Regions from separate parts of the Homo sapiens genome. Here regions 1 and 3 are each linked to region 2. A link is a loop called in an ENCODE intact Hi-C map of the cell type or tissue named here. Cell type or tissue: B cell. All regions are shown on one strand. Region 1 overlaps LOC105376275 (a long non-coding RNA gene). Region 2 overlaps MVB12B (multivesicular body subunit 12B). Region 3 overlaps MAPKAP1 (MAPK associated protein 1).

What was found. Hi-C counts contacts between places; a loop is a spot of excess contacts. Peaks named below come from ENCODE experiments on the same cell type or tissue, not always from the same donor. Only the 100,000 strongest peaks of a DNase experiment are listed, where the experiment ranks them.
Region 1: it touches region 2 in a loop (27-fold over the local background); 20 of 110 quality-filtered maps call a loop at or near these places.
Region 3: a loop joins it to region 2, with 4 times the contacts of the local background. A loop is called at or near these places in 16 of 110 quality-filtered maps.

What each region holds. Positions count from the first base shown.
Region 1 is chr9:126,224,709-126,232,708 of GRCh38, reverse strand. It overlaps LOC105376275 (a long non-coding RNA gene), which reads left to right. Exons shown (of 3, transcript XR_930357.1): 2 at 5,770-5,944; 3 at 6,476-6,620. Among named protein-coding and RNA genes, the nearest start is that of MVB12B, 98 kb to the left of the region's middle. RefSeq lists a silencer at 3,549-3,628. In B cell, CTCF peaks have their summits at 3,464 and 3,663 (motif pointing right); a DNase peak (open chromatin) is centred at 3,678; H3K27me3 peaks cover 2,333 bases.
Region 2 is chr9:126,488,288-126,496,287 of GRCh38, reverse strand. All of the region lies in intron 9 of MVB12B (multivesicular body subunit 12B), which reads right to left. Among named protein-coding and RNA genes, the nearest start is that of NRON, 82 kb to the right of the region's middle. In B cell, CTCF peaks have their summits at 4,598 and 4,799 (motif pointing right); a DNase peak (open chromatin) is centred at 4,807; H3K4me3 peaks cover 351 bases.
Region 3 is chr9:125,554,918-125,562,917 of GRCh38, reverse strand. MAPKAP1 (MAPK associated protein 1) reads left to right here. Exons shown (of 12, transcript NM_001006617.3): 6 at 3,109-3,285. Among named protein-coding and RNA genes, the nearest start is that of MAPKAP1, 150 kb to the left of the region's middle. In B cell, CTCF peaks have their summits at 4,103 and 4,307 (motif pointing left); a DNase peak (open chromatin) is centred at 4,287; H3K27ac peaks cover 1,510 bases.

The sequences.
Region 1 (8,000 bases), 260 kb after region 2:
TCCAGTGGCCATGCTGTGAGGAGGCCGAGCAGCCACATGGAGAGGCCACAATAAGTGTCTGGCTCACAGCACCAGCTTGTCATGTGAGTCACATGCATGAGCCATCCTGAATGTCGTCTGCCCAGCAATGCAGAGTGTAGATAAGCTGACCTTGCCAAGCTCCAGAGCAAAGCAAATTATTATTGATATCTTGAGCTACAAAGTGTTGGGGCAGCTTGTTACGCAGCAAGAGATAACTGAAACAACCACCCCCACGGGGTTGTTGTGGGGTAAGGAAGTATATTAGTTTGCTAGGGCTGTCATCACGAAGAGCAACAGATTGGGGGTCTTAAACAACAGAAATGTATTTTCTCACTCTTCTGAAGGCTAGAAGGCTGAGGTCAAGGTGCCAGCAGGGGTTGGTTCCTTCTGAGGTCTCTCTTCCTGGCTTGTGGATGGCCGTCTTCTCCTCCTTGTGCTTTTGCCTGTTCTTCTGTCTGTTGATGTGTGTGTCCTAATCTCCTCTTCTTATAAAGTCTCCACTTATACTGGATTAGGGTCCACCCTAGTGATTTCATTTCAACCTTATCACCTCTTTAAAGACCTTATCTCCAGATGCGATCACACTCTAAGACACTGGGGGTTAGGACATCAACATATGCATCTTGCGGGGATACAAGGCAGTCTGTTACGATAAGGAAATGCGTATGAAATGCTTAGAGCAGTACCCAGCACAGAGTAAGCACTCAATAAATGTCAGCTAGGGTTGTTATTCTAACTACCACCACTGCCATCTGCCTGGCCTCGGTCACACTATTTCCCTCCAGACCCTAAGGGAATGCTCTGGATCCCCAGGCCTCCTTTTAGACTGTCTCCTCGGCTTGCAGGGTCTAAACCTGTTCCCCATCTACCCAGATCCCTCCTGTGTTAGGAAGCCCAGCTCCTTTACAACCAGGCTGCCAAGTCCCCTTGGTTCCCGTCCCCTGCTTCTGGGGCTCTGTTTAGCGAGTATTCTGGCCTGCTGTGTATGAGAAGCTTGGACTTTTTTTGACCTGAGACTTTGTTTTGTTTTTCAATATGGAAATGGGGGATTTTTTTCTAATTATAAAAATAATTCGTGTTCAGTTTATAAAACCCAGACAGTACAGAAGGTTGATGAAGAAAGTGGAAATCACCTAGATTTAATGACTTTTAGCATTTTGGTTGCTGTCTTTCTGGAATTTGTCCTATGTGTGTACGTATATATATGTTTTTCTTGATTCTGGGACAACACTGACTGGGGGATGCATCACTGATTTAATTACACGGCTCTTTTGGAGAAAAGAACTATGCATTAAACATATCCATTAATTGCAATGCACATCCTGATTTTAGAAATGTTCAAATGTTAAAAAATGTGCATCTTAGAATAAAGAAAATATATGCATGTATTATCTATGTTTTTCAAAATGGAAATCTCTATGAATACTGTTATATGACCTATTTTTTTAAAAATCTGAATAACAAAGTGTAGCCATCTTTCCACATCAATAAAGGAACGCTCTTGCCACCAGTTTTAATAGATACATAATGTTCCACTGGACTGATATATCATAATGCATTTATTCCTCACTGAAGGGCATGAAATCTTTATTATTAGTCTGATGCAAACACCTTTATAGACCCTCGTCCTTGTTTTTCTTGGATAAATTCCTTAAATCAGCACTTCCGGCCAGGAGAGTGGAAGTTCTTTGCCCAGAGTTGACTGTCACCAGCTCACATGCTCCCCAAGGATAGGACCTGCCGCTGAACCACCTGTGGATGCACCCGCGCGGGCCCTGTCACTGAGCCGGGTACAAAATAAGGCTCTGGGAATGATTGACATGTATCGATTTTTTAGTAATAACAAGTCAGGAGACGGATCCTGCATGAATAGTCTGCCGGGAACTGAGATGTGTGATTAACTCAAGTTTCTGAACCTCGGATCAAAAAATTAAAAAGCACAGTTTTGGGAGTCAGGGTGGTCTCAAATCCCAGCACTGCTACTCAGTGTGTGATGTACTGTCCCGAGCCTCAGTTTCCCCATCTCTACAAGATCATGAACGTCCTTGGCAGGCCTGTGTGGCTGGGTGTCTGCCTCAGCTCCTTGCAGTATCTAGGAGGAGAGAAAACCTTGGCAAGGTCCTCCCAGGCACCAATTCCCTAAGAGTGCTTATGCCTGGGGAGACCTTGAGTGTAAATTGAGGAGCATGGGGGCACCTGAGGGCTCCAGGGCCTCTGAGAACAAAAGCGAGAACATCTGTGCCTCCACGAGCTCTGGGCGCCATCTGTGAGCTTGGCCCCGAGTGGCACAGACCACTGGAAGCCCACAGCGAGGGCAGGGGGACAGGTCCTCTGTGCTTTCTAATAATAAGATGATAAGATGAGGAATCACAGCTGCCATTTGCTGAGTACTCCTTATGTGCCAGGCACCTACCAAGTGCTTTATATTCATTTTCTTACTTCATCCTCATTGCAAGGTAGAAATTACAGCCCACTTTACAGAGGACAAAACCTGGACTCAGAGAGCAGCTGGACCAAGATCTTGGCTCTGTGCACTTCTCCCCACTGCCATCTCTCACCTGGATGTGGGTAACAGCTTGTACTCCCCACCCCATCACTCAGTCCTTCTCCACTCTGCAGCCAGAGTGGGCTTTTGAAATCACCAAGCTGAGTATGACATTCCCATGCTTACACTCTTCTTCAGCGAGCCTCTCCCTGGTGCTGTTGGGAGGAAAAAAGTCCCAAGTACTAAATAATCCCAAGCCCTAAACTTTGGATCCTGCCTGGAGCTCCTGGTTCTCCAATCCTTCTGGCTTTACTCACGCCCCTCACCTTTGGTGCTGGGTTCTAAGCACACTGGCTTTCTCTCAGTTTCCACAATATGCTAGTTCTCTCCTGCCTCAGGGCCTTTGCACAGCTCTTCCCACCCTGTGAGCAACTTCATCACTACTCACCCTTTCAAGTTCAGCTTAGAGTCAAGTTCCTCTCAAGGAAGCCTTCCCTGCCATTCCAACCCCAGGTTAAGCCCCACTGCCCTGTTCTGTAACCGTATGACACTTGCCATCATTAGGGTGAATCAAAGGATCTTGCGTGAATACTCTGCCAGTGGTTGACCATTTTAGACCTACACCAATGTCAGTTTTCTATGGTGTAACCTGATAAATATTTGTTGTGTTATCTCTTCAGTGTTGGGCCCCCTGACATTTAGGAGAGGCAACTGTCTGTTGCTCACCATAATTTCAACCTAGCATCATACACCGACACAGATTACAGCCTCGATACTGTGATGGGTGAACTAATGATTACATTGCAGGTCAGGATTAAACCCCAGTCTCTCTGGGAGAGTTTAAACAACTTCGCACCAAGTCTACACTAACATGGGGGCCGCCTGCCTACCACGTGTCACCAGCCATGGGTTGCAAAGACAGGCCATGGTGCCAGCCCTGCTGGATGGACAGCAATGGCACACAGTAGCAGGCTCCAGCTGTCACACAGTCTGACCCAGTTCTCCAGGACTGTGTTCGGTTTCACTGGGAAGTGGCCAAATGGCAGTCCGGCTCAACTAGATGGAGGGACCCAAGATTTGGGGCCAGACCTCCTCCCCACCGGCCGGGTGTTCCAGCCTCATGGCCTGTGCACTGTGCACCTGAGGCCACATGGTGGCAGTGTTGGAACCGACTGGGCTCTGGAGGAGTTGAACGAAGCCTCAGCCTCACTCCGCAAGATGCCCTTAGAGGCCGCGTCGCTGCATGTGCACACTGTGTGCACAAAAGGGTGTGCGCGCAGGATGGGCTGCAAGTGTGCATTGTGTCAGCGTGTGTAGGTGCCTGTGTGTTTGTGTGTGTGGGGGATATCTGGGGTGTATGTGTGCATAGGCCTAAACATGCACTTGTATTTCTGCGTGTGGGTGTGTGTGGGTGCCCTCACGCATCTGTGTTTATCAGTGACTCTATGCAGGTGTCCATGTGTGTGTGTATGTAACTGTCTGCTTTGTAAGAATGCCTTCGGTGCAAAAGTGTTTTCATGCCGCTGGTTTGTGCATGTGAGGTGTGTTTCTGTGTGTGTGTGTGTCCGTCCATTGAACCTCTGGTGCAGTGAAGGGAGAGTCAGTGGTTGAGCGCGTGTGTATATCTGGGTATCAGGATACACTGAGGGCTTGGCCTCCCTCCGCTGGCCTTGCCTCTCCCACCATCATGTGTATGGACAGCTGTTCTGATTCGCTCCCCAGCCCCCAGCCTCGGGCTCCAGCAGGTGTAGATCCCCTTAAGGTGTCCTGCTCCTCCTCCTGTCCTTCCTGCCATGCCTCCACCCCACCAAGCACCAGCTCCTGCAGGTTCAGATCTTTACCCAGATGTACCTGCAGGGCTCCAAGTGTGTGTTGCAGGGCCGGGGGGCAGGGCTGGAAAATCACCTCTTGACCCCCGTGCCGTGGTGGAACCAAAGCCCCACTCTAGCACCTGCCTCTGGTAGTCTTTCGTCTGCCCGCAGGATGAAGCTCTCCTCTCTGGGGAAGGTGCACCCTTATGGCTAGGGGCCCCGGTGGGTCCTAAAAGGGCAGACTTCACTGCTTGGCCAGGTCTCCTGTCCTCAGACTAGAGGACCCTAAAGATGGGGCTCTGTGTCTCCCTCTGCCCTCAGGGTGGAACCATGGCTCAGATTTTATCGCCCAGTCCTAGAGAGAATGTGGGGACCCTGTCCTTCTCCAGGCCCTGCCTCTTGCCCTGTGCTGGCATCTTGCAGCATGGGGTCCAGCACCCTCCCAGCCCGCCCCTCCCCCTGCCAGGCAAGAACCTGGAGTGCCATGTCTGGCCATGTCTGGCCACCCTTCACCCCGTGATTATTAATAATTGGGTATTAGGTGAGAGGCGACTATTGATTCCAGCGCGGGCAGCTCCAGGTCGGGGTAATTTATGGAAACACTGGCGTCCCTGGTGATAAATAATGAGGTGATCACAGAGATGGGTCACTAGTGAGTGGCCTCCATCGGCTGCCCTGTCCACTAACACACAGGCTCGTAAATGGAGGGAGAGATGGAGAGAGACCAGGCCGGCTTGTAAAGACAAAGGACGCGTTGATGATGAGAGGCGCCAGGGATACGGGGAAAGCAGAAGCACGAGTCAGCGGGGTCCACGCGGTGGGGGCTGGTGGGAAAGGGACAGGAAGACACAGAGAGGACAGAAGGACAGACAAGGACACAGAGCAAAAGACAGGGCAGGGGAGGGAGAAGAACAGGGAGGCAGACATAGAGTGACACACAGGGGCAGGGAGAGCTAGACAAAGCCAGAGAGGATGAGCAGCAGGGAGCGGCAGAGCTGGGCAGGGCAGGGACAGTGGTGGGCACACTCAGGGGCAGAGACAAAGGGAGACGGGCCTCGGGAGTGCCGAGTGCCTACTAAGTGCCGGCTCTGCTCTGTGTTCTCATAGCATTGGCTCATGTTATCGTCCTGACAGCCTCGAGGCAGTGATTCAGAGTATGGACTCCGGAGCCAGACTGCCTGGGTTCAAATCCCAGCTCTTCCCCTGGCCCTGGCTGCATTGCCTTAGGCAGGTCACTTCTCCTCCTGGTCTCCAGCTGCCCTCATCTGGAACATGGCGCCAACACGATACCTATGCCAATCATGGTTGTGAGGGTTAAACAGGTCCATGTCTGTGTACTTGGGGATCAGTGCCTGGTACTAGTGGGTGCTATACAAGTGTGTGCTATTGTTTTCCCTGGTTCTAGTCAATTTCCTGCAATTGCATTTGATTTGACTCTCTTCTGTTCCATAGGGTGTCTAGTTTACAACGCATGAGCCAGAGAAAATGAGATGAGGGACGACGGGTGGCTTTGGGGAGACACCCTGCAAGAGGAAAGGTTTGACTTGAGTGTGGAGGTGGAATTCGAGGAAACGGCATATTCCAGATGGTGGGAACAGCTTATGCAACAGCATCACAGAATTTCCAGGTTGCAAGGACCCTCGAAGGCCCAGTGTGTCCAGCAATGCCTGGATTCCCTCTGTAATTTCTCCCCGCAGGGTTCACCCAGTTGGCCATCTCCAGGGATGGGAAACTCACTCATCCTTGCAGAACTCTAACTCCGAGAAGGTCCTTCCTCAGAATCAGCCTTTATGTGCTACCCCCCAGCTCCCTCTACTCCCCCCTCCAATCAGCCCTGCAGAGGTGGGCAGTCAGCAACAGGGAGCTCTTCGCAGCCCCCTCCTGCCCCCAGCATCAGGTGCAGCCCCTCTCGGCTGCTCCCGATGCTTCTCCTTGGTCAGCCAGCCTGGCCCCTCCAGCTTCAGGCAGCTCCTCGGCTGGCTGCTCTCCTGGGCTGCTCTCACAGAGGCAAAACCAGCCACCTGGGCTGTTCACTTCACCCTAGACCCAGTGCTCAAACTCTGCTGCCCAGAGCCCCGGGGTTCTTGGAGAGTGCTGGGGGCTGCCCCAGGGCTGAGGGGGTGACTCCTCTCCCTTCCAACTCTGTGATCTGTTCCAGGTAGAAAAAAACCATGAACCCTGCTAGTCTGTAGGCTGTGGAGGCTGCTGCCCAGATGGGAGGCAGCCTAGAACAGCGGCACATCCTGGGTTGGTGCTCTGGCCCTGCTGCTCATCGACCAGGTGACCATGCACAGGTGCTGCAACCTGCGGGAGCCCCACTTTCGTCCTGTGTCACAGAGCCTGCAAGGAAAGTGCTTAGCAGCAGAGGAAAAGCCCCTTTAGTGGCCCCTCCCTCTCCCCCCACCATGGCCCCTTTTCCCACACACCCTGGGTAGCCTGAGACTCTCTCCTTTCCGTGTCTAGGACTCAAATATGAGAGCCCCTATGGGTCCTGGACACATTGCCTTGACACGACCGGGCTCCTCTCTCCTTGCCTGGGCTCTGGACCCAGCGGAGCTCTCTTGCTCACACTCTGTGGGACCTGCGAAGGTGCCACCTCTACCTTCGTGCACAAGGAAGTGAAATACAGCTGAACAGGATGGAGCCTGGGGCACTCCGTGGAGATCCCACCCCCACCCACCCGTGGACATTGGCTGTAGTCGTGGGGTTATTTGCTTGTGTCTTTGTCCATCCCACATTTCCCCATCTTGCCTGAGCATGTCCTGGGGATCTCACCATGCACTTCACAGGACCCTAGATCCCATCTTACAGCCTCACTTCTCTGACCTGTTGGGCTGGTCACCCTGTGGACAAGGACATGGACCAATCTGATGTGGTCTTTTCTTTTCTTGTTTTTTTGTTTTTTTGTTTTTTTGTTTTTTTTGAGACAGAGTCTTGCTCTGTTGCCCAGGCTAGAGTGCAGTGGCATGATCTTGGCTCACTGCAACATCCACCTCCCGGGTTCAAGTGATTTTCCTGTCTCAGTCTCCCCAATAGCTGGGATTACAGGCAACTGCCACCACGCCCGGCTAATTTTTGTATTTTTAGCAGAGACGGGGTTTTGCCATGTTGGCCAGGCCGGTCTCGAACTCCTGACCTCAAGTCATCCTCCCACCTCGGCCTCCCAAAGTTCTGGGATTACAGGCATGAGCCTGATGTGGCCTTTTCCTAGCAACCCCATTGCTCTCCTGGATTTACCACTTCTTCTTTTTAGATGCTCTTAGAACATCCCTTTATAGTCCATTCTAGATTTTTTTTAGACAAGGTCTTGCTCTGTCACCCAGGCTGGAGTGCAGTGATACAATCTGGGCTCACTGCAGCCTCAACCTTCTGAGCTTAAGCAATCCTCCCATTTCAGCCTTCCAAGTAGCTGGGACTACGGGCATGCACCACCATGCTTGGCTAATTTTTCATTTTTTTTTTGTAGACAAGAAGTCTCGCTATATTGTCCAGGCTCATCTCAAACTACTGGGCTCAAGTGATCCTCCCACCTTGGCCTCCCAAAATGTCGGGATTACAGGCATGAACCACTGCACCTGGCCTCATTCTGGAGTCTTAACTGAGCTAGTGAAACTCATACAATACTATTATTACTGAGCAGGGCAGTTAACTCGTTTTTGCCGTTGTTGTTTTCCCACCTTATG
Region 2 (8,000 bases):
TGGAAGGGTGGGTGGGGCGATGGGTAGGTGGATGGATGGTTGGGTAAGTGGGTGTATGGATGGGTGGGTGGATGGACGGGTGGGTAGGTGGGTGGGTGGGTGGACAAGTCGATGGTGAGTGAAGAGACACATCAGGCTCTGGGCATAGCTCAATGCAAAGGAGAGAAAGCAGCTAGTTTAGGGGCTCAGTTCTTGGGCAGGTAGAAGGTCATCCTGGTTTCTAGTCCTTGTAGCAGCAGCACTGTGCCTGCACAGCCCTGGGGCCCCTGGGCATGACTGAGTGACAGCCCATCCCATGGTACAGTAACTCATGCATGTCAAGTACCAAGCCCAGGGCCCATCCACAGCAGCATGTCACACCTGTGGATGATGAAAATGAGTCTAAGTCTAGTGATTTGGTCTGTTTCTCTATGCAGACAGTGTACAAGCTGCAGGTTCACACAGTGCTGGCCTGTGCGGTGTTTCACAATAGTCATAAACACTGAAAAGTGGAAAGACTTTGCATAGGATGCCAATATTTATCTAGATGTTATTGAAAAAAACATAGGGAGATACAATTCCAGACCCTCATTCTCACCCAGTAAACCCTCAGTCTCACAGGTGGGTGGTGGGTGGAGGTGACCTCCTTTCCAGAGGCCTGTGCTCTCCAGTTTGCCACAGTACCCCGCACTCCCTACACGGCGCCCAGCTGGGAAGAGTGTCCACTGCCATCTCACCACAGTGACTGTGTCTTGTGTGTGCATGTATAGGATGATGGGGGCAGAGCAAGCAAGAAAGCAAAACGTTTCTCGTACTTGTGACTATTAAAAGTAGGAAAATGAAAGATAGAGAAAACTATGTATTTCAAAACAAAAATGGGAGAAAGCACATTTTGTGGTGGAAATGAAGACGGCTGCATGACGAACAAAGACAAAACCATGACTTGCTCTCGCCTCGCTCTCCCCAACCCTTCCCTCCCTGTGGCACCTGGGTGTCCAGCTGTGCTGCTCTGGGTGGAGGCTCTGGGCAGGGCTGTGCACCGTCAGATGCCCTGGCCACTGAATAAATGCTATTTCCCTTCTCTTCTTTCTCTCTCTCTCATTTTTTTTTTTTTTTTGAGACAGGATCTCACTCTGTTACCCAGGCTGGAGTGCAGTGGCTCGATCTCAGCTTACTGCAGCCTTGACCTCCTGGGCTCAAGTGATCCTCACACCTTGGCCTCCCCAGTAGCTGGGACTACAGGCATGCACCACCACACCTGGCTAATTTGTGTATTTTTTGTAGAGATGGGGTTTTACCATGTTGTCCAGACTGATCTCAAACTCATGGGCTCCAGTGATCCACCCACCTTGGTTTGGCAAAGGGCTGGGATTACAGGTGTGAGCCACCGGGCCTGGCCTAAATGCTATTTTGGTGTCTGCAAACAACCCTGGGGGGGGGTGGGGTGCTCCCTGGTCACTGAGTCAGCATTTTAGAATTCACCTGAATACCACCTAAAAAGTGAGTCTTTGTATTTCTCCTCTTCTAGATAGTTTGTAGAAGAGATTTAAAACCACACTGATTGCCACCACTGGTTACTGGGTGGAAAATGAGAGCCGTGAGGTGCTCTGAAAAGGTGCCCTCCCCACCCTTTGTCTTGATGCTTATTTTTACATACATGCCAGGTAGCTTTCCACTTGTTCATCTTTGTAGGCATTACTTTACCTAAAACTAGAGGTGCAAAAGTTCCCAGAGACCATAAGAAAAGGGTAGGAAAATCCTCCTCTGAAGGACATGCAAAAGGCGAGATGTTCACCTTGACTTCAATTCTGCATGAGCGGGTATGACTCATGGCGGTAACCAGGGCAGGTGGTTCTGCCTGGCAAACGTAATCTCTGCTTCACTTTATTTCTGCAGGCTCAGCCTGGTTCTCTTATTCATATGATGAATGCCTTGGGCCACCACGGGAACAAGATGTGTGGTGGTGGTGGCTGCCAGGACACTGGCTGCCGAGAAGACCCAAAAGGGCAGTGGGGAAGGGGGCCTCCAAGACTCTTGGAATTAGGAACTCTATTAATACAATCCACCGTATTAATATGCTTGGGGAGAAAAAATATGATCATCTCAATGGATGATTCAAAGATATTTGTCAAAAGCCACCATCCATTTCTGATAAAAACATTTAGGAAAACAGAAATAGATGGCTAACACTTTAACATGAAGGAAAAAAAAAACAATGTCTATAAATAGCAAGTCAAAACGCAGCACTATGGGTTAATATTGAAACTACAAACTTCCATTTAAAATACGGATGACATAAGGAGGCCTGGGGACCTGCAAGTCCCTGCCGAGGTGTCGGACAATGGCACACAGGAAGAGGAACGACCTTGCCAGGATGGAGGCCTCAGCATTCACAGGCGACGTAACTGCCTGCCTGGGGAACCGATGAAATGCAGCTGGAAAGCCATCAGAAACAGTAAAAGAAGCCAGAGGGATATCTAGCTCCAGAAATATTACACAAAAGTCAATGGTTGCTTTACATATAAGTGGCAGAAAATAGAATGAGAAAAAAGATCTCGTTCACAAGAACCACAAAGACAGAAAGCACCTAGGAATGACCTAAAGAGAAAGGACCAAGACCTGGGCTTACAAGAGGCATCCCTTGTTTCTGGATGGAGAGACGCTTGATCTAAGATTCCGATTACTATTCTGTTCAACCATGTGCTCAATGCAGTTCCAATAAAAATCGAGAGTGGGCTTTTCGGAACTTCCTTCGCCCCCAAGATTCTAAAGTTCAACTGGAAGAATAGTCCTGTGAGTAAAATTAGTAAAGTTCTGGGGGAAAAAAGAGAGAACTAACCCTAACCTATATTAAAACTTACTATAAAGCGATAAGATTCAGAATAGTGTGGTACTAATATAAAAATAGAATAACAGAGCAGAACGGAATCAAGAAAAACATCCACTGATCCACTTACATATGATAAAAGTGGCATTTAAGAGTCAAAGAAAGATCGCCAACATTAAGAAAACCGGCTAATGTTTTAGGGTAAAATAAAGCTGTCTGTAGTTCTTACCTTCTAATAAATTTCAGATGGATTAAGTAGTTGAAAAGTATTTAATATTTTAATATATAAAATAATAAGGGAAAACAGGGGTGAATGTTTTCATAATCTAACTATGACACAAAGCCCAAATAAACAGAGAAAATTGCCCACGAACATTTTGAAACTTTTGTATAGCAGAACACATCATTTACAAGCTGAAAAGACACTGATTAAAGTGTGTGTATTTGAACTCATAGAGAAAAGTTTGCTCTCTTTAAAACGTAAAGAGCTCTTTAAAATCAATGCAAAAGCTACAGAAGCTGATAGAAAACAACTGAGCAGAGAGCGAGCAGAAGACGCTCGCGTGAGAACACAGTGGCTCATAAGCACCTGAAAAGTTGTTCAACTTGAAGAGTGGCCAAATTGTTTTTTGTTTTAAGAGACAGGGTCTCTCTCTGTCACCCAGGCTGGAGTGCAGTGGCACAATCATAGCTCACTGCAGCCTCAACTTCCTGGGCTCAAGTGATCCTCCCACATCAGCCTCCTCCTGAGTAGCTGGGAAGAAAGGCATGAGCCACTGTGCCTGGATAATTTTTTTATTTTTGTAGCGATGGGGTGGTGCTATGTTGTCCAGCCTAGTTTCAAACTCCTAGGCCCAAGTGATCCTCCCACCTTGGCCTCCCAAAGTGTGAGGATTACAGGCGTGAGCCACTGCACCTGGCCAAAATAAGCAGAGATTAAAAATTAAATGGAGGGGCACATTAAGGTCCCAGTGAGTCTTAGCTAGAATAAGGATGTGAGGAAAGGTCCCCTCAGGCACCACTGGTGGGACTTCCAATAGCCCCGCCCTGTTCAAAAGGCAAATGGTAACATACATCCTCTTCCAGGGAAAGACCCAGGCGAGCCAGGCAACATGTACAAGGAAATCTATTGCAGCGGTGTAATTGTGAATAATTGGAAGCACCTCAAAAGTCAGTCAATAGTGGATTGGTTAGATAAATTATGGCATAATCATAAAAGGGAACAACATATAGTCATTAAAAAGGGTAAGGCTGATCTGTAAAGGAACATGCGAAGACGTGTAAGACATACTAGATAGTACAGAGGCAGGTCGCAGCCGGCAGTACTGCATGAGCCTGCTGAGCGTGTGTGTGTGTGTGTGTGCACGTGCCGCAGGAGTGGACGGAGGGGGAGGTTCACCTTTTACATGTTCCTGTAATGTTTGCATTTTTATAAACATGGACAACCTTGGTACTCAGGAAACACTAAATATTTAAAAAATCAATTTTGATCGGCAGGGGAGCTGCTTAGAATGATAAACTGCCCAAAAGAACCTCAACAATTTATGGGAAGATAATTAATCTTGTCTGTGGCATAAAACTGATTCCTGCGCTGTGGTCAGACGCTTGTAGAGTCTATGAAGCGGTGGTCCCAAGCTATATCCTGTATTTGAAAAGAAGCCTCAGACTTCTCTCATGATTTCTGCAAGGCATCTACTTTACTAATTCGTTAGGTTTCTTTGTTTTGGGCTGGAATTAGCTCAGTGTGACAGCTCTGTAGGAATTTGGGTGATAGTTTTGTGTCTTTTAGCAATATATTAAAGGGAGCAGACTAGGTTGGTTTCTTTTTATTTATCTAACTTTTAATATCTGAAGTAGGCAGATTTATTTCCCCAAACATTTCAGCTTTCTAACAGAAAAATAAAGAAATAACAAGGATTCTGGGCGGTGAAATATTGAATCTCATAGGCAGAGAAAAGGCACCTTATTTCCTGCTGCAGTTTAAGATCCTACCACTAGATGGTGCAAAGGGACCGCACATTTTTCAGGCTGCACCAGTTCGCGCCACAAAATTCTTCAACATCTAATAAGCACCAGGAAAGCTTTCCAAAAGTAGAAAGAATGAACAATTGTGCGGGAATAGGAACATTTTGCTTTTATAAAATTGGGACGCTGCCATTTCATTATTGATACAAAAATCTGCTTCACTTTATTCCTGCGGGACATAGGTCCCAAATCTACGCTAACCTCGTATATTTGAAGAGACCCGCAGAAGCCCACGCAATGCGGACGTCTAAAAGTTGAATTCAAAAATCCTTTTCACCTCATGCTGCCAAATGCATTTTCATTAATTCCACCTCAGTGTCGTGACGTAAATGCTAGTGGAATCGGCCCCAAGCTAAATAAGCAATAAGCCCCATTTTTCAACGCACAAACACATAAAGATGTCAGCTCAAACTGTTTACTAATTAACACTTAAAAAGACACAAATTAGATATGCGTGGCTAAGAGCAATTATAATCAAGACGGATTTCTCTAGTCATTTGGGAACTGAAAAAAATGCCTAATTGCTGGAACCAGTGTTTTAAAAACTGAAATCACGCCAGTTAGCAAATATGTTCATTTAAAGAACATTCCACGTGACTACACTCTTGAGGACTGACTACAAACATGAGAACAAGGAAAATATTTAGGTATAAAATTAAAACTGTAAGCTCCCTTAGATTTATAACTTCTTCATTAAATATGTCTGCAAACAGCAGCCCATAAAAACCTGTGGCAATTAAGTGGTTAAATGAACTGCCTCCCTTGTCAATTTTAAGCGGGTGATTAATATTAGAGCATCCCTTTACTAATTAGACCCTCCCTCATCTTTCGGCTTTAAAGTCGAATGAAAATGGAGGCTGTTGCTCCGCCAGGAGTGCGGCAGGCTAATGTGTGCTTCCTCCGCCGCGGTTTTGATGGTGGCACTCCTGGAAGGGAACGGGGAGCACTGTGGTTTCTGCTGAGGTTGGCAGCTGATAGAAACGGCTCCGCATGGGGCTGGAAGTCGCTCCGGACTTCTCCACTGCCCGGTGCCCTGTCATTACAGGAATGGTTCACTCCTGTTCTCACAAGGCTTGCGGGTAGTTAAGCACACAGCATGAAACCTACACCCAAGGCTGCTGCCTCCTGACCGGGATGGTGAGGTCTTCCACGGATGCCAGGGCGGGACCGTGGGTGGGGAGGGAGGATACACAGGTAATCAAGACATGAGGATTATTTTAGAAGCTCCCGCCTGGACTGCAGAGCCAGGCAGCTCCCACCCTGGTTGCGATGGGGAATCCATCAGCTAGAGAAATGGGGCAACTGCTTACCAGGGAAATAAAGAGCGGCAGAGACAGAGAATATTTATACACCCATCTCCTCACGCCCAGAGAAGATGCTTCATCATGGGCGCTGGCTGCGAAATTACACTTTCCAGGCTCTGGGACACAGACAGCCTTTTGTCTGGAGAACCGTAAGGGCTTCACTGGGACAACAGCCCCACCGGGTCACCCACTGCCCTCCTGCAGAGCCAAACTGGAGGGGAGGGGACAAGGCACGGACAGGTGGGGCCGGGACAAGAAAACTGCCCACGGTGGCCACGAGGCTGCCACTGACCAGCCCCTGGTCACCTCCCTGGCTGAGGGACGATGAGGTAAAAATTCACTTCCTCATGCCTGGGACTCATGTATGCGGGCCCTGGGAGGACAGCAAAGCCCCTGCTCTGGGTGCGAGGTGACGGAGGTGGCAGGAGCACATGGCTGCTGGAAGATGGCCAGGCAGAAGGCCACTGCTCTGTCATGGGGAGCCAGCAGGGTGACGGCGTTTGAGTTGGAATTTCTCTATGAATCACGGCTTCCTTCACTTTCAGCCACCCGCGCCATCATGGAGCATGTCTGAATCGTGAGAGGTTTTCTGTCTTTCCACAGATCCTTTCCTTCAAAATTTGCTCAATGGCGCATCCACTGATTCTAACTTTAAAACATGACCGTCCTTGGGCATTTTTCATGAAATTTCACCCAAGTGCATCAGGTACCACGACTCTTGGGGAGACCCTGGTGAAGAGCAGGGCAGCTACATCTAACCACGCTCCACCAGCTGCCAGGTGCCCTGACTGCCGCGCTGTGTGGCACGCTGGGCTGGGATGAGCAGGCCTGTGTTCCACTTTGGGGTGAGGGGGCCTGGGAACATGCCCCAGGGCCAAGCCTATACAGCAAATTTGTCCCCTACCCCAGGCATCCACACTGGGAGGCTGTGTCCTGTCCACTGCCTACACAGCCCATGAGGGTCCCTGCAGACACCGGCATCTGAATGGGCTCATTCCCCTTCCAGTTCTCCAGGGCAGCCTGGCTGTCCGGGCCCAGGAGCGCATGCTCCCTGGGGCTCCTCAGGATGCTGGGGGCTGAGGGACACCCACCCACAACCAAGTGACACCCTGTTTGTCAATCAGTGCTGGGCAGCTCCTAGGCCAGGCCATCTGTGTCCTTGTGGGGGTGGAGGCAGCTCTGCTTGGCTAGCTCTGGGGAGCTCCCTGTGGCTGCCCATGTCCCTAACCTCCATGCTCAGAATACACAGGGTCACACGGTTTGTTGGAGGGTGACCGTCCCTGAAGCCGAATGGTGGCAACTGTGCTTCGGCTTCGATTCAGAAACATCCCTCAGGCAGGGCATGGTGAGGACAGTTAACGCTGGCAGGAGGGACACTGGCTGCAGTTCTGGAAGGACAGGACAGTGCTGCCTCAGGGCTCACACTTCTATTTCCCTTCAAGTTGGGACCACTCTTCAGTAGATGAAGACGGTCATGTATTCAGCCAGGGTCACACTCAGACCCCTGTTCAGCTCTGGGTTGCTGCTGTGGGAATCTGGCCAGTCACTTAACTTCTTGAGTCCAGACTTCCGTAAATGGGTGGACCCCCCTTCCTCCCACGTGGTGCAGAGGGATCCTGAAGGGAAGCACCTGCCCAGCACAGAGCAGCCTCCCCCTGGATGCCAGGCTCTCCACCCTGTCTGGGAATCGTGGGCGAGCCTGGGGAGATGTTCTGGACGAGCGGGAGGCACGGTCAAAGGTCTATGCCCCTGAACCTGAAAGCAGTCTCCCACTTGTATTTACTCTATTTTTTTTTTTTTTTTTTTTTGGTTTAATGGTATAAAACACAAAGGTTTACAGTGAGCAAAGCAAATTCTGAGCAGAG
Region 3 (8,000 bases), 930 kb after region 2:
GCAGAGGAATGGGTGGGGGTCAAGAGGGACAGCTCTTGGCTGCCTGGATTTGAATCTCAGCCCTGTCACTTACATGCTGTTTAATCTTGAGCAAGCTACCTAATCCTATTGAGGCTCAGTTATCTAATTTGTAAAATAGAAATATAAATGATTCATTTACAAAGTTGATGTGAAGTTTCAGTGAGCTTATATATCTAAGCCGCTTTGCAGAGTGTCTGGCTTATAGTACTCAATAAATGTAGCTAATGATACTGCTGGTATTGTACTAGTACTAATTTGGAGTCCTGAAGCAGTTTTAGAAGTCAAAATATCACAGTAGCTTCTTTTACTAATGATTCCTTTATAAAAGCACCAAAGGAACCAGTATGTCCATGTGTAGAATATAGAATTTTAGTCATTATCTCCTCAGATTTTCAATTAAGGGGTCAGAGGAGTTGGAGCACTATTTACTGCTAGACTTTACTGATGACCCAGAAGAGGCTTCTATTCATCTTGTATAATATGGCAGGAATCAGTCTTCTTTTCCTTCCTCTGTTCCTGATGCTCAGGACAGGCCACAGCCCAGGGGGGCACTTTACAAATGTGTTTTGAATGAATGATTTCACACTTCATATTTAAGAACTGGGGAGAATAATAGCACTTGGCAGTGAACCTTTTGCATCTCAAATCTTAGCCTGTGATATTTATTGAATTTGTTTTGAGAGGATTTGGGGATGTCCCTTAACAATCAAAGCAGAATTCTTCTGATATCATTGTTGGACTTTTCTGCTTTGATCAATAGGCTTATTATTTGCCCCTGAACCTCTGTGATGCTGGAGAATCAAACATTCCTCAGGTTGATTTACATGGCAATAAATAATCTGTGCTGTCTGTTGCTTGTTCCATCCATGTCTGCCCTGTTCATAAAACCCTGGGGGCTCAGTGACCCAAGGTTCCAAGGTTGGAACACAGTGGACATGTTGACTCCCATTACAGTTGTGTGTACATAGAACATGCTGCTCAGATGCATTGTTGCTTAATATGCATCCACAATTTGTGTTTAAGGATTGGTGCAACTATAAGTTAGTTTCCATATGACTTTCTTATTATAGTTACCTTCCCATTTATTTTTTACTTCTGTTACATGCCAGACACTACATATATTATCTGATCTAATCTTTACAATCTCTGAGGGACGATTATACCCTTTTTATAGAAGTGGAAACTGAAACTCGAGGTGAAGCTTATTCTCTGAAATCACATAGCCATGAGCCATGGAGCTGAAATTTGAACTCGTTCTGACCACAGAGCTCTCTTAGCCAGTATACCATGACATTTTCCTCATCCAAAGTGCTTTCTTTTGCCTCTCTAATTGTTCTGTTTTTAAGTTAGTACCCGGCTGCAGAGATCCAAAAGTTTCCCATGCCATTCAAAGATGAATTTTAAATATCTTAACAGCATTACAAATACCTGAAATGTAAAGTGACAAACATAGCTAGATTACTTTCTTGTTATCAATCCATTTAGCAAATTTACAGTTTCCATTAATTTTAATTTGTCCTTATTACTTGTTTTTTATAATAAATATCTCTTAGTCATGACAGACTCACTGAGTATAGATCGCCTGAAGTAGGCTCCCTCTCTTGCAATAAGCAGAGTTGCAGCTAAAGATTTGTGAATTAATTGGGAAAATTGCAAGTCAGGTAGTCAGTGAAATAATTCATTGTCACATCCAGTCAATAAACTTGGTAAATCAACTCATTTAATTCAAAAAATGATCTATATAGATCAACCAACCAATTAAACAATTAGCATACACTTTGCAATTAATTAATTTAAGCATCAATCATGTAATTAAAACTCCAAACTTAAGCTGCAGAATTTAGAATTCTACTGCCTTGTGAGCTATTGGGTTCCTGCTTCTGAAGCTAGCATAATTCTGAAGCTCGCAGGTTTGCGGTTTGGAGCAATTGAATTGATTGCACTCTTACACTGTCTGTATGTTGGTATAGTTTCCCATCCTCTTTGAACAGATCAACTTTTTACTTCCCCCAAAGAGGGTATGTGTTGATTCTAAACTGGGCAAGACTGCAATCTGGGAGTACTGTCTGGACATTCTAGGGAGTGGGAAGTGTGCAGAAGTAGTCAAGAGGACCAGGTATCTGTGTCAGGACTAATCCAGTCATTTGCTTTTACTCTGCTAAGGATCCATGGTGTTTGAAGTCAGATTCTACCAACTGACTTAGATACTCTTTAGAGAAGGGAGAACTGTATGGATTGTCTTGGTTACCTTGAGTATTTCTCCTGATCTAGAGCACAAATATTTTCTTTTTTAATTTTAATTTTATTTTTTTGAGACAGGGTCTTAACTCTGTTGCCCAGGCTGGAGTGAAGTAACACCATCATAGCTCACTGCAGCCTCGACCTCACGGGCTCAAGTGATCCTCTCACCTCAGCCTCCTGAGTAGCTGGAACTACAGGCGCATACCACCATGTCTGGCTAATTTTTGTATTTTAGCAGAGATGGGGTTTTGCCATGTTGCCTAGCTAGTCTTGAACTCCTGGGATCAAGCGATCTGCCTGCCTCAGCCTCCCAAAGTGCTGGGATTACAGGCATGAGCCACCATGCCTGTCCAGATATTTTCTTAATCCTAACCATAAATCAAAGGCCTCTGACCCCTGCCTTCCCCGAGGCCAGATAATCTTCCCCCCTTTACAGTTTTGTTTGTATCTGTTTTATATATATATTTTTTACATTTGTATTGTAGCTAGTGTAATGCTTATTACTTTTCCTCCCTACTATGCTGTAAGCTGCTTTTAGGGCTGATACTAAATCTCACCTTTGATCTAAGAGGTTAGGTTCTTTGTCGTAGCTGCAATAGGGCTCAGTGAATGTTGCAAGAATAGAGTAGTATAAAGACCTTCATTTCACACTGTTTTTCTCCCCTTTGCATTGCCATGTGTATTCTCTCTATCAAATGAAGTAGGATTTGGGATTTTTTACTGTATCACCAGGCTTGGGGTAAAGAAAAGCAGTCTCCTCAATTTGCTTGCTGTGCACCATACCCTCTGGTCTTCTTGTCCCTTCCCTACCTTGGTATTCACTCGCCTTTTTGGTTTTCCTTTCAGTGACAATGTCAGTGCCTACTGCCTGCATATTGCTGAGGATGATGGGGAGGTGGACACCGATTTCCCCCCGCTGGATTCCAATGAGCCCATTCATAAGTTTGGCTTCAGTACTTTGGCCCTGGTTGAAAAGTACTCATCTCCTGGTCTGACATCCAAAGAGTCACTCTTTGTTCGAATGTGAGTACTGACTCTATTACTTCTCTCGGTATCTCATCCCAACCTTCTAGCATTTTGGATCTGATTTTGGTTTTGTTCATCAAATAAATGATATTTGGCATCTGGAGAGTCCACTGGTAATAACGATGACTCCCAGAGAGATGCTGAGGACGACATTCGCATTGTATTTCATGCCTCTGCACCTAGGCTACGCAGACTGCTTTGCAGTGGCACATTGTGTGAAGCAGATCTCTGAACGGCATGTCCAGAGCCAGGCCTCTGGAAACACTGGTGCACTGGGAGCCTGTGAAGCAAAACTTCTAGGTTTGCACCTTCTCTGCGAGGAATACACACTAACTGAAAATGTGCACTGTGGCCACTTCTCTCTTGTGACTTAAAATAATTTTCTCTCAGACCAAATTTGACCTTCCCTGTCAGTTGCCTGCCTTGAGACTGAGCACATGTCTTCAGCTTTTTTTTTGTGCCTTTCTCAGAAAAGCGTGTGTAAATGCATAAAATAAAATCCACTGGAATATAAAAGTATTCTGTTATTTAAAGTTATCAGATTATTGAACAAATTCATGATATAGTAATATGTGTGGCTTTACTAGTAGATTAAACAATATCCAGCTGTATACCTAACAGTAACTCCTGAAGCCTGTTGTTTCAAAGCGGTGATGAGCATAAATGGTATTTGAGAAATCTGCAACAGCTGTAATGTGCTGTAGTGTTAGCTATGACTTCTGTTCATGACAGAGTCACTGGCACTGTGATTCTGCTGTGATTGTTTGCCTACACTTATAAATCAAGGAAATGCAAAATATTAGAAGTTAGTGAAAATTAAAATGTAGTTTTTATCCATTCAAGTTTATGAGCTCCTGAGTTTTATCCACATGTCCCAGTTGTTAAGGGAAAACCTGCTGCATTTGGATTTTACTCTCAAACCTAAGCTTTTTTTCAACCTAGGCCTCAGCAGTCCTTCTCATGGCTGTCTCCTGGGAACAATAGCGATCCCTTTGGCACCCCCTGCTGTTAGTAACCAGCAAATTCACTGCTCAAAAGGGATTGCTTTAGAAGACATTTCCCTGTCTCTCTCAACATACTGCCTTTGTTTGAGATTGTTACAGAAAATAGGGTTATGCTACATATGATATATGAGTATTTTGGCTCTTTCTACCCTTGAGCAAAGAAAGAATAACTGAGTACCTGGGGGTAAGCTGGGGAGTGGGCCCTCAGGCTTTCATGGTGGCCGTTTCATCCCTACTACAAGGTCAAGTTTGGTGTAAATAACAGCAAATTTTTTCCTGCTTTTTCATTTCAGAGGTACTAAAATAACTTTAAAGGATATTTAAAATAATTGAAAAGTTGGCCAATGATGCCTCCATCTTAACTATTTTTAATCTTGTATAATAATCGTGTGTATATGTTACTCAGTTTCACTTGTAGCACACATATTTTTGTGTTATTTTTACTTGACATTAAATTAGGTCAGGCGCAGTGGCTCACGCCTGTAATCCCAGCACTTTGGGAGACCGAGGCAGGCCAGGATTTGGGAGGCCGAGGAGGGTCAAGAGTTCGAAACCAGCTTGGCCAACATGGTGAAACCCCGTCTCTACTAAAAATACAAAAATTAACCGGATGCAGTGGTGGGCACCTGTAATCCCAGCTACTCGGGAGTCTGAGGCAGGAGAATCGCTGGAACCCGGGAGGCGGAGGTAGCAGTTAGCTGAGATCGCGCCATTGCACTCCAGCCTGGGCGACAAAGTGAGACTCCATCTAAAAATAATAAATTATAAACGTTTCAGTATTTGTTCTTAATTCCTACAGTCTGTATTTATGTGCCAGAGATCTAGGCAGAGACAGCACTACCCTCATGGAGCTTACTATCTAGTAGTGAGACAGTTGTCAAATAATTAAAATGTGATAAGCAGTATAAAAGAAAAGTGTATGGGTTGTAGTGGAAGCCGATCACAGAATATTTAGATTGCTTCCTTGTGTGGTTTTAATAAGTAATTTGATGATGATGGTCATTATCTATATACCTTTTATTCTGTTGAACAACTTCCTTAGGATCATGCCTTGTAAGTAGGATTATTGGTCAGAGTAAAAACATCTTTAGACTCACTTTTTATTGACAATAGCCCTCTGAAAGATGTCCTAATTTACAATGTTACCAACAGAATTCCTAAAATCATTTTTATAGTTTTACCATTACAAGGTATTAGAAGTTTTTTTTTCTACTCTAAAAGATATACACAGTGGCATTTCGATAGTTTTTACTTGCATTTTTATTGATTATTAATATGACTAGAACTTTTTCTACATGAATGTTAACACATGATCATAGCAGTCTTTTGAACCAGAAGTCCTTTTTTAAAGCAAGAGGCTTTAAATCACTGAGTTTTCAGTAGAGTGGAGTGGGGCTAGGATTCATATGCCTTTCCAGGAGGGGCATCTAAGACTACACAGTGTTTCACTATGAACCCTGCCTTCTGGAGAATAGGAAGGAGGGGGAAGGCAGAGAGTAACAACTGCTTTAAACTTAATACTCTGTTTTTTGATCCTGAATTACTCCCATCCCTGTGTTCCCACTCCCAGACACACACATAGCCCAGTCAATCCTTTTTCTATTTTAAAATTCAAGAGAGTTTATTTGATGTGTCTGGAGTGTTTCTGAAAACACGAGGTAAAGTGAAATCTTTATATGTGAGCATTAAGAACAAAAGTGTCAATAAATTTTCTTTTTCTCAGTCGTCTGATGAAATAGTACAGATTACTGACCGTTTGCCCTGTGTGTATTTTCTTGGTTCAGCAACCTCTTACTCGCCTTTCTGGTCTATATTCTAAGTTAGTAAAGCTTCTCCTACAGATGCAGAACAGAGCAGACCTTCAGGAGTCTGTAGGGATGTGTCTAAAGTTTCAGAGAAGGAAATCCCAGCAAAATAAATAAAGCCGTAACTACTCCTCCTCGTCATTTCCCCCCTTTCCTCCTTCCATTTGTCTCCCAGTAGAGGAGGGACAAGAAGTGGCTGGGAAGACACTAAGCTGAAACAGAAAGAGGCAAGTAGGTTTGACATAGGGAGTGAACTAATACTTACTAAGGGCCAACTATGCATATGCTATCTCACTTAATCCCAAAATAGCCCAGTTTTTATGAACAATTTAGAGGCGTGGAACCTGAGGGTGAGCAATATTGTTCTTAGGCCTGGATTTGACGCCATCCCTGACTTTAAAGTCCATGCCCTTTCCAACCCTCTGCTGAAAGATTGAGGCTGGGGAATCTGGTGTTGGTTTAACCTGTGAATCTCACTGTCTTAAGGCTGACATTCAGCCACTGCTATAGTGCAGTAGGTGACAGCATGGTGGGCTGTGAGCCAGATCGCTTGGATGCCGATCCTAGCCTTGCCCTTACTAGTGTGTGTGGTCCTGGATGAATATTTAACTTTTCTGTGGCTCAGTGAAATGGAGATAATAATACCTACCTCACAGATCAGTTATGAGGATTAAATGAGTTAATAGATCTGAAGCACTTAGAACAGTGTTTAGCATATGTACGCATCATCTTAGTGTTAGCTGCTGTTATTGTTACTATTAATAAACAACCCTTGGAGAGCAAGAACTGAATTATCTGTGCCCACAATACTCACCATCACTCCATTACTGTGATAGATCTGTCACACGTATTTCTTGAATGGGTTACTGAGTAGATCTCTGCCACTTCTACATTTTTCTTCTCCGACTTTGTTTTATAGCAGAGGAGGGGTAGTGTTTAGGTGGACATTGCTCAGCTGGACTGAAAAAGCTGAATTGGAATAACTTTCAGTGAACATGGGCAGTGGGTAAACATCGAGGATCTACATACTTTCAAATGAGTCCTCTTATGAGCACACATCCTCTGAGTTAGTAGCAAGACCATTAACTTCTTGAAGACTAGGAAGGCACAGTCTTATTGTCTCTCTGTATCCTGAGCACCCAGCACAGGGCTTCATGGAGAAGGAATGACTGAAACTTCAGGTGTCTGTGGGCTGCCAGGAGGACACCTGACCCAGCAGTGTGTCCCACCTTGCTTTCTAAGACCTCTTCCCCTTTTTTACACCCGTTCCTGCCTTTCAAATACCAGGAAGCCCATGTCGCCTTCTGACCTTTAGAGGCCCTCACACCGGCTATTCCCGGGGCTCCAGTACCATCTTTCCCTCTAAGTGCGGCAGCACAGACTTTGAATTTAGGCAAACCTGGGTTCATGTTTCAGCTTCAATAGTATCTTGCTACATGCATGACCTTAGACAATTTTACTTACCTTTGTTAAGTCTCAGTTTCTTCATCTTTAAAATTTGGGTAACAGTAACTATCTCATGGAATTGTCATGAGGGAGTTTCTTAAATGTAAGTTATGTACAGAACTCTTTTAAAGGGAAATAAATTCTCCTAAAGTCTCAATGTTTATCCAAATGAGTTTTTTAATAATGCTACTTAGATACATGCAAATACAAAGTTCTGTAATGTTTAGCTATAAATTCAGTGTTTTTACACAACCTAAACAAAATTACAAACTAAATACAGATAAAATTATAACGTTAATAAAATACAAATTAACAACTTTAATGTAACAGATGATGTTTTGCTGAAATTAAACATTGCTGATGTTGGGTTTAATTGGGTGTTAAATGTTTTACTTGTCAACTTGAGTCTTTTGATTTTCATATGAGACATCACGATTAACATCCTTTTAAACAGTGT